Linked DNA regions of Homo sapiens: region 1 is linked to region 2. The links are chromatin loops, found by intact Hi-C in ENCODE. Cell type or tissue: sigmoid colon. All regions are shown on one strand.

Region 1 (5,000 bases), 550 kb after region 2:
CTTTTTACAGTTTTGAATCATCTGCAGAAAAAGGTACTCCTATTTTAAATTTTCACTAGTTTTGTTTAACTGTGCTGGGAGGTAATTCATTATCCACTTCCCCTTATTCCCTAGGATATTAATAACTGATGTATTAGAGTGTATAGGAGATACTCTTATTTTAAATTTTCCCTAGTTTCATTTAACTGTGCGGGGAGGTAATTTATTATCCACTTCCCCTTATTCCTTAGGATATTAATAACTGATTTATTAGAGTGTATAGGAAAGACAGAAGAGTGTATAGGAGAGACAGAAGAGTGTACAGGAAAGACAGAAGAGAAAAAAGAAACATCAGCAGATAACTGACACAGGCTTAAATGCGTAACAAGAATCTGAAAACAGGTTCACAGATATGGTAGAGGCAGACACGCTTGTGTCTCATTTCTCTCTGTACCCATGCATTAAAAATTTTGAATACTTTGAGGCTGGGAGCAGTGGCTCACGAAACCTGTAATCCCAGCACTTTGGGAAGCCAAGGCGGCCTCACTTGAGGTCAGGAGTTCAAGACCAGCCTGGTCAACATAGCGAAACACTGTCCCTAGTAAAAATACAAAAATTAGCCAGGTGTAGTGGTACACACCTGTAATCCCAGCTACTTGGGCAGCTGAGGCACGAGAATCGCTTCAACCTGTGAGGCAGAGGTTACAGTGAACTGAGATCATACCACTGCACTCCAGCCTGGGTGAGAGAGCGAGACTCTGTCTCAAGAAAAAATAATAACAAAAAAATTAATACTTTCCATTTTTAAAGATGCTATAAGTAATATACAAAATCTCTTCATAAAGCAATAGAGTCCAGCTACATATTTTTTAAAGTAAAGAAATACCGTTGATGTTCCCATTGCAGCAGAAGTGAAATATTTTGGTTTATATGCTGTTAAATTCACTTCTGAGGCTACATCCTTAGGCTCATCATCAAAAGTAATATCATCTGGTATAAACCTAAGAAGTAAAGAAAAAAAATTTATTTAAAATACGCTGCAGTGATAACCACAGTTTAGATTCTCATCTAATTAGTTGTAGTTTATACATACACAAACTTTCTAAAAGACACACGTTTAAGAGACAATGTTAGACATAACCTTTGTATATTTCTGAATGAATTCATCTTTGTATAAATTTCTGAAATTCATAAGCTATAACTCTGTAATTCCACTAAATTTAAAAGAATGCTGTATAGATAGAAATCGTGCATTAGGAGTCAGTTAATGAGTCAGGTGCAAGCACATGTGGGTCCCTCACGTTTCAAAAAGATCCAGACTTCTGATAGTGCAGTCATTGACTACATGATTTTGTTGTTGTTTTTACAGAGAGGGTCTTGCTCCATCACCCAGGTTGGAGGTCCATGGCATAATCATGGCTCACTGAAGTCTCAACGGCCTGGGCTCAAGCGATCCTCTACAGGTGTGCGCCAACATGCCTGGCTAATTTTTACTTTTAAAATTTTTTGTAGAGACAGGGTCTCACTATGTTGCCCAGGCTGGTCTTGAACTCCTGGGTTCAAGCGATCTTCCTGCCTAGGCCTCCCAAAGTGCTGGGATTATAGGCGTGAGCTACTATGCCCAGCTGGCTATATTGTATTTTGAAGATCAAATATAATTATTAATGGGTAAGCATTGTGAATACAAAGTATCATATACATGAGGTGTCACTGAAAACAAGGGAAAGCTTAAGGTTGAGTCTTACAATTTCCTAATTGTACATTTAGCCATTTACATTTAGAGCAGTGTTGTCCAACAGAACTTTCTGTGACAAGGGCAATGTTCTATATCTGCTCTGTCCAAAATGGAACAATTATTTGAAATATGACTACGCAACTGACTTATAAATTTTAACTAAAATAACCAAATATGACTAGTGGCTACTATACTGGATAGCATGGATCTAGAGATAACAATCTGTTTTCAAATTCCTCTGCCCCTTCCTCCATGCATTTTTAAAAGTTAACTTCATCTGGTTCCTAGCTCTAAAAGCAGTTGCAAGGAAATATTATTGTGTAAGGTACACCATCTTAAAAACAGAGCCAATATGTCTGAAAGGACAAAGATGTGGGGATGATTCATACATAATACTTTAGCACTGTCTTGTTTGTTTTCTTTCTTAGGAGTGATGTTCCATGGGATAGAGTTAACCGAAAAGCAAAAAAATCATTTTAGAATATAAAACAGAGATCACTACCAGTTCAAATATTTTACTTCTTATAATCATGTTGTACTAAAAGATTAAATTGGTAATACATACACTGGATTACCTTAGATCTATGAAAGAACAACTACTTTCAAATTCCAGGCCATCACAATCCTCATAAATTTTACTAGCTGTTTCCGGAGAATCACAGTCTACTACTGCATAATAGTACTTCAGTCGTTTGAATTGATAATCTCTCAATTTTTCTCTAGACGTCCTAAAGTGGGAAAAACTTATTAAGCATACTTATACAGAAACACAAAAATTTCCCTTTAAAAAATAAATGTAATTCTTTCAAGAAAAACATATTACAAGCTGGCCTTCATACCAAACCATCTTTCCTTCATGACTTTGCCTTTATAAACATTAAATACTTAAGCTCAACTTATTATTCTCACAAGGTACAGATATTTGGATTGGAATTTGGTATCTAGGAAAGGAGTGTGTGGGAATTCGTGTGTTTATCTATAATTTAACTCACAGAATAGTTACTTTGCTATTACACACTGCCTTCTCAAGTAAAACCAATAAAGATAATTCTATTATAAAATATGCTAGAAAACCATTAGCTAAAAGACATTCCTGATCTTGCAAAATGTTTGCTTAAGAGTCTATAAGTTTGATTTTGCTTAACTACAACACATTCTTTTTTTTTTTTTTTTTTTTAAGGTTCCACACAAAGCACTGATACAACTCTTTCTTTGAAGGTCTTCATCTGCTCTCTCCTGTCACTAATCTATTTAACCCTCATTTTTATTAAGTGCAAATATAGCTCCACCTAGTGGCTTAAAAACTATCTTAAATTATTTTCTATATTGCACCATGATGATAAAAAAAAAAGTTTTATCATTCTTTCACTTTTCTATTTGATTCTCAAATAAGAAAAAATTATATAATTTGAAGGCAAACAGAGCTTCAATGATGTCTCAAAAAAAAAAGCAAAACGTACTAATTCAGAGCAACGAGGCTGAAAGAATTCAAAAGAACTCCAAATCAGTTTAATCATGAAATGTTTTTCAAAAACTGCAATAATTACTTTCATGAATACAGAAATAGAAATATACACGAACAAAAATCTTCTTGGAATAATGTACCACTTTTAACAGACTTTAAATCTGTTTTGCAACCTGTTTTAACCACGAATGGCACAAGTATAAACTTTAGTTTTAACTATTAAGGTGACCAGAATTCTGAACTAATGACATGAATTTATGAGGTTTAGTTTTATGTTCTATAGTGATTTAATACCAGTCTTTTTCTGGGGCATCTTCAGGAATACTTAATAGCTCTACTGGTCCTTGAACTTGCTCTTCCTTCATCCTCTCCTTTCCAAATTCTGAAGGATATATCTAAACAGAAAAAAATAGGATCAATGTAATTTGTACATTCCTTTACACAAATATCTAGACCTGTCGAAGTCAGGAACTCTAAAAGTCACAACTTGACTCAATGAAAACAGTAAGGGTGACTCACTTCCAAATCCACTATAGGAAGCTAGAGCATCTTGAGAAATTTTATTTAAAAATAGATCACTTTGGCTAGAGACTAACAAGATACGAGGCTTGGAAACAAAAATAAGAGTATCTCCTCCACATACCACCTGGGACAAGATGGTTCCGAGATCCAAACGAAAAATTAAAAGCAAAACAAGATGCTAAGCTCAAGGAAATGTGAATAAAAACACACACATGAAAAATGACTGAATTAGTTTACATGAAATACAGAAAAATAAACATATAATGAAGATCAATTTTGTAATAACCAACTTATCTCTGTCATACCATTTATCCAGTGCTTTCTTTTAAAGAAATAGAACAGAACTGACGACAACCTTATACAGATTAGGTATAGTCTCGATATAAGAAAAAGAATTCACTCTCACCAGGTGTGGTATCTTCTAAAATCTTGCCTACTTTAAGAGTCAAGAAATAATTGTATTAATGACATTGTTTTGATACTACTAGGCTTAATATACATTTGTTAATGAACACATGCTTTTTTAAACTGTCTGAAATATGCAATTTATCAACAAGATGATCCAAGTTTTTCTTACTAACTTGAATAGTATATACACAATAGGTTTAATATGTAAGTTTATAATATATATGTAGTCACATCTTTTGATTCTTTTTTTTCCTCTTTTCTAAGTCTAGAAATTCTCACTATTGCCTAAAACACAGGGTTTTTAAATTGTTTCTTTGGCTTGACTTTTAATTTTTTTTTCCTTTGCTTCATCTAGAATTTCGCTGGAGCTATTAGGAGGTGAAGATCTGAACCAAGTTCTCTATCCAATGACCTGTTCATTTGTCCAAATATTCAAGCAGCCTATTTTGATCTAAGTTATCATATGAACTCTTTCTATCTATTCTGTTCTACCAATTTGTCCCATTTTTACCCAAACCTGTCAACCCCCATAGCATCATGAAATGTTTAGATATTGTAACTTGTAGGGTGAGTTTTTACACTTGATCTTAGCCAAAAGGCCGAGAAGCGACAGGGTGAGTTTTTATATTAGCATGATTTCTCAAAAGTTTATTAGCTAGTCTAGGCCAGGCGCGGTGGCTCACACCTGTAATCCCAGCACTTTGGGAGGCCGAGGCGGGCGGATCATGAGGTCAGGAGATCGAGACCATCCTGGCTAACACAGTGAAAACCCGTCTCTACTAAAAATACAAAAAATTAGCCGGGCGTGGTGGTGGGCGCCTGTAGTCCCAGCTACTCAGGAGGCTGAGGCAGGAGAATGGCGTGAACCCGGGAGGCGGAGCTTGCAGTGAG
Region 2 (5,000 bases):
TCCGTAAGCTGAGGAAGGAGAATTGCTTGAACCTGGGAAGCAGAGGCTGCAGTGAGCTGAGATCGCACCACTACACTCCAGCCTGGGTGACAGAGTGACTCTGTCAAAAAAAAAAAAAGAATGAATGAATGAAAAAGAAAAAAAAAAGGAAAGAGAGAGTGTGTGCAGATAATCACTCAGGATGTTTTATGGTCAACCTGGAAGGAAAAAAGCTCTTCACAGCCCAAACCTAGATCCAAGTATACCTAGAAAATGTCTCATAGCCATGAACCCAGAAAGAAAACTAGATACTGGGATGGAGGTGGGGAGTGGGGCGATGCTCTGAAATGTTCTACCACAAAGGTGATCCCAATCAAGGTCTAGTGGGAAAACAGACATGCAAACAGACACAAGTGCCCCAAGTGTCATAAAATCAGTAATAACGATATGAATAGGGTGCTCTGGACGCTCTGCTGAAGGAGGTAGGATTTTAAACATTTTTATCAGCTATTGGTACAATTTCATAAATGTGCTTGAAACTTAATTGGTTTAGTCTATTAAATTTGTAATTGTTTTTCCACAAAAATTGTAAGCCCGTGTTCCCTAACTCAAAAACAGAGCCCTGCTGGCAAGCCTGGTTCGGCAACTGGAATCAGAGCGTGGGTGTTTATCAATACTCGTTATATGTGCTTACTGGAACATAAATTCACCTGGAATGGGGATCTCTCAGCGTGAAGGGATTTTAATAGGATTCATTCATACATTTGTTCAACATTTTATAAAGACATCTGTCCCCAAAATTCAATTTACAATTTTTACAACATTTTACAAAGACTTTGATCTCCAAATCTCCATTTACAAATTATTTTACAAGAATTTACATTCATTGCAAAGGTTTCTTTCCAGAGTTTTTTAAAGGTCATTTTTGCCTTGGGTCCAAAACTGTTACTTTTAGATGAGAGGAGAAGCAGCTGAGGTTTACATGTGGAGACTGTGTGTGATGAAAGGGCAGGACACAGCGGCCCCTGGATCCTAATTCAGACCAGCCTGCCTCTGGCAATAGGAAAGTCATTTGTTCCTGCGAGCCCGTATCATAATCTGGCACAACTGGAGGTTAGAACAATCCTTAAAACTCTTTGGCTGTGGGATTCTAGTTTGCCATCTTAATTTATACATTCTATTTCGGCGCTGATTCTCCAGCCCTTTCCCTTTTAAGTGATCCTAATTAGAAAACACACAGGAGGATCCTTCCAGGATTTAAAAGCTGCTGGGATCCCCTCTTTGATCTCCCATCTGAAATACGGACGGTTATTGTTTCGCGTTTCCCCCCACTCCCCCCGACCCGCACTCCAGTGACAATTATTGGCATTTTAGAGCCTAGAGATAGAAATAAGATGTCTGACAGGCCCGGCTGCCTAAAAATCCAAAGCAAGCACCCCTCCAAACATCTCCCCTCCTCCCTCGCACCGTTCCCCACCCAAAAAAAAATAATGAAAAGGAAAAAATATAGCAGACTCTATAAACAGCTGCCAATTTATTAATAAGATGCTGGAGTTAGTTAGAATTTTAAAGATGCTTCAGGCATCTTTAAGGAGGCAGCAAGCCCTTCCTCTCCCGGGCACAAATAAGCCCAACCAGCAGACCCTACCTTAACTACCGCTATTTAAATTCTGCAAAGTACCGCGGTGACCGGAGGAACCTTCGCAAAGGCGCAAGGGTTTGCCTTAATTTGGTTAATACTTGGTTGAGATGCCTTGCGAGAACTCGAAAGCAGTTGAATTAAGAATCTTAAATCTTTCTAGGACGCGGAGAAGGAAGGTAGGAAATTGGGGAGGGGGAAAGGGAGGCGTGCCGTCAAGAAAGAGTTGATTATTTATTTAATTTCATTCACCAAGGGAGAATTCGGAGGCTCCATCCCGGAGGCACTGGGGTCCGGGACGCGGGAAAGGCTTGGAAATGTGCGACGCGGCTGTGTGCGAACGCGTGGACTAGGTCTTGGCTCGCTGGGAGGGAAGGGCTGGGCCGGCGCTGGGGAGGAGGAAGGGAGGGAACGGGTAGGAGGAGGGGAAGCGCAGTATAAAAGTCCCGGCCGGACTGAGCGTCCGCTACTCCGAGTCACTTCGGTAAGGCGGGAGCCCGAGCAAGGTCAAGGAGGGAAGTGCGCGGTGCCACGGACCGACACAGTTCGCTCTAGCATCTGACGCTCGGACTCCGCGCCCTCAGCCGGATCCCAGAGCCCTTCCATTCGCCAACCGCCCACTGCAAGGCATGAGCCGCACGCGGGAGCCCGAGGCTGCAGCGCGGTCATGAGGCGGTGGCCCGGGATCGACAGCTGCGCGACGCCAGCCCCCAAATCCCCTCTGGGCGCGGCACCCCCGGGATGAGCCCCCCACAGAGGCAAGCCCACTAGAGCTGAGATTCACTCCGAGTTCCTGAGCGCCTGAGCCGCGGGCACTGCGTCTCTGCAGCTTCCAGCCAACACCTGCGCCCGTGACCAGACGAACGCCTAGAGAGTCGGACTCCCCTCCCTTCCCAGGCTCTACGGGGCGCCGCGGATCCGCGAACAGCCGTGCCCGGCTAGCGGGCGGCCCAGCAAGTGTCAAGACCCTTCGGAACGACACTTTGGCACTCCTCCTCTCCCCCGACTGCTTCAGGCAGGGGTCGCAGGCAGACGCATGGCTTGTCCGGCGCCCCCTCCGTTTTCCATCACTGCAACTCCAGCTCCAGTTTGCCAATAAAGGTTTCTAAAGCAGCCCAGGCACCACCCCACCCACCCACAGCCCCGAGCCTCAGTGTGCACAAGGGCTCTACCCGCGCCCGTCACAGCGACCTCGGCAGCGGGCACTTGGTACAGCCCGGCAGGCTGACGCTGCCGCCGAGGGCGCCCCGGCTACCGCCAAACCGTGACAACCTCGGTGTGCCCGGGGCCCCCATCTGGAACCGGCCCTCCCCGGGACTCCGAGTGCGGGGCGGCGCGGCAGGCGGCCCCGAGGAGCGCGGAGAGTAGTGGAGGTGGCTTGCCGGGTGAGTGGCTCGGGGCGGCGAGGGCGGGGGCGCCAAGCGTGGAGGTAACTCCCGGCCGCAGCTGAAGCCCTCCTACTCCTCCTCCTCCTCCTCCTCCTCCTCCTCCTCCTCCTCCTCCTTCTCCTTCTCCTCCTCCTCCTCCCCGCGCTTCTCTGGCGGCCGCTCCCGCTCCAGCTGCGGCGCCGCGGCCACATCTGGGGCGCCCATGTGCGCTCGGGGGCTCGGCTGCGCCCGCCCCGCCGCCGACCCCGCAGCCCCCTGCCAGCAGGGTGGCCTCCGGCCCGGCCCGGGTCCCGGGCTGTCCCGGGACCCAGTCTCCGTCTCCGCCGCCGCCGCCGCCAGGCAGCGCCGGGGCTTGCTCCGCAGCCGGCTTGGACACCCCCGGCCTCGCGGTGGCTCCGCCGTGGTGCGGCGGCGGCGGCGGCGGCGGCGCCGGCAGCTCCTGCTCCCCCGGCCCCGCACACCCCGCCGCGCCCAGCGCCAGCCCCGCGGGCCCGGGAAGCGGAGCCCTGGCGGGAGCCGAGGCGGGAGCCGCGCTGCCGGGCTCCCGGGCTCCTACTCCTCCTCCCCCGGCGTCACCGCCGCCGCCGCCGGCCGCCGCGCCGGGTCCTAAAGCCGCGCGTCTCAAAAGGATGGTGCGCCTGGCGGCCGAGCTGCTGCTGCTGCTGGGGCTGCTGCTGCTCACGCTGCACATCACCGTGCTGCGCGGCTCGGGAGCCGCCGACGGGCCCGACGCGGCCGCGGGCAACGCCAGCCAAGCCCAGCTGCAGGTGAGTGCGCCGCCGGAGAGGGCCGTGCGCGGCTGCGGGGACGGTTTGTGGGGCGGGGGTGCTGAGCTAGTGCCGGGTGGATGCAGGGAGGCAGGTCCCCTGCCCCACCTAAGAGCAACTGTTTTGGCAGTAGTTTTGCCCGGGCCACTTGACTTAGGCAGAGGCGGAGCGGGGGCACGTGCCTGGAGGCTGCACCCGGCTTCCAGGTCTGCGGGCTGCGCTCCTTCAGTTCTGTCTGTCACGGGTCAGGTGCGGGGTTGGTGGGGAGGTGGGAAGGAGCGAGGTTTGGGATGAGCAGAGGAAGTGTGGAGAATGTGCTTGCTTGGGGGTGCTACCAGTCTTTCGTTGCCCTTCGGAGGCTGAGTAATGTTACTCGAGGCTGGAGGGACGCAAGGAGACTTTATAGGATGATATCCCTGAAGTCTTTGGGAGAAAGAACTCCGGGAGTCTACCCCTTTAGGAAGCAATGCCAAAGGTCAGGACATAATTTCCCAAGGAGAATAGCCAGGCATCCCCTCCTCACCCTCAGGGTTCCCTTGCTTCCAGTGTTCCTCTTCCTCCGGGAGCCTCGCCTGAGGTTCCCCCCTCCCCCCTTGTGCCCCCTTGGTCATGGGGAAGGTGCAGAGTGAAGGCACCGGTAGTGATTTGGGCCAGGGTTACCTGGGGCTTTTAAACTTGTAGCAAAGTCTTTCTCCCAAGGATCTTCCCCGTTGAAGGTCGCTTTAGCAATGGGATTCTGTTTATCCATTTCAACTTCAGGGCAAGGAGAGGGCGTAGTGGACGGTCAGACATAATGTGAGTTCTGACTTAGGAATAGAATTGCCCAGCTAGGCATTTCCTGCCGCTATGTTAGCGCCTTTCCTTGAGTCTAGGGGTGGGACAACTGTAAACTTGGAGCATAGGCAAAAGCAAGCAGGGATTTTCCCAGGAGGCAGAGGGGATTCTCTGGCTCCTAAAATCTGCTCAAACCAGGCGCGGTGGCTCACGCCTGTGATCCCAGCACTTTAGCAGGCAGAGGCGGGTGGATCACCTCAGGCCAGGTGTTGGAGACTATCCTGGCCGACATGGTGAAACCCCGTCTCTACTAAAAATACAAAAATTAGCTGGGCGTGGTGGCGCACGCCTGTAGTCCCAGTTACTCGGGAGGCTGAGGCAGGAGAATTGCTTGAACCCGGGAGGTTGTAGTGAGCTGAGATCGCGCCACTGCACTCCAGCCTGGGCGACAGA

The links. A loop is a pair of places that touch in the nucleus more often than their neighbours do. Peaks named below come from ENCODE experiments on the same cell type or tissue, not always from the same donor. Only the 100,000 strongest peaks of a DNase experiment are listed, where the experiment ranks them.
Region 1: it touches region 2 in a loop (14-fold over the local background); 9 of 110 quality-filtered maps call a loop at or near these places.

What each region holds. Positions count from the first base shown.
Region 1 is chr20:13,769,042-13,774,041 of GRCh38, forward strand. ESF1 (ESF1 nucleolar pre-rRNA processing protein) reads right to left here. Exons shown (of 14, transcript NM_001276380.2): 5 at 3,474-3,574; 6 at 2,290-2,442; 7 at 866-980. Among named protein-coding and RNA genes, the nearest start is that of ESF1, 13 kb to the right of the region's middle. In sigmoid colon, a CTCF peak has its summit at 2,998 (motif pointing left); no DNase peak of the experiment used is centred here.
Region 2 is chr20:13,218,142-13,223,141 of GRCh38, forward strand. ISM1 (isthmin 1) reads left to right here and starts at 3,133. Exons shown (of 6, transcript NM_080826.2): 1 at 3,133-3,773. The coding sequence starts at 3,636. It also overlaps a transcript of TASP1 not described here. RefSeq lists silencers at 2,916-3,035, 3,495-3,564. In sigmoid colon, no CTCF peak of the experiment used is centred here; DNase peaks (open chromatin) are centred at 2,160, 3,700 and 3,900; H3K4me3 peaks cover 2,478 bases; H3K27me3 peaks cover 2,890 bases.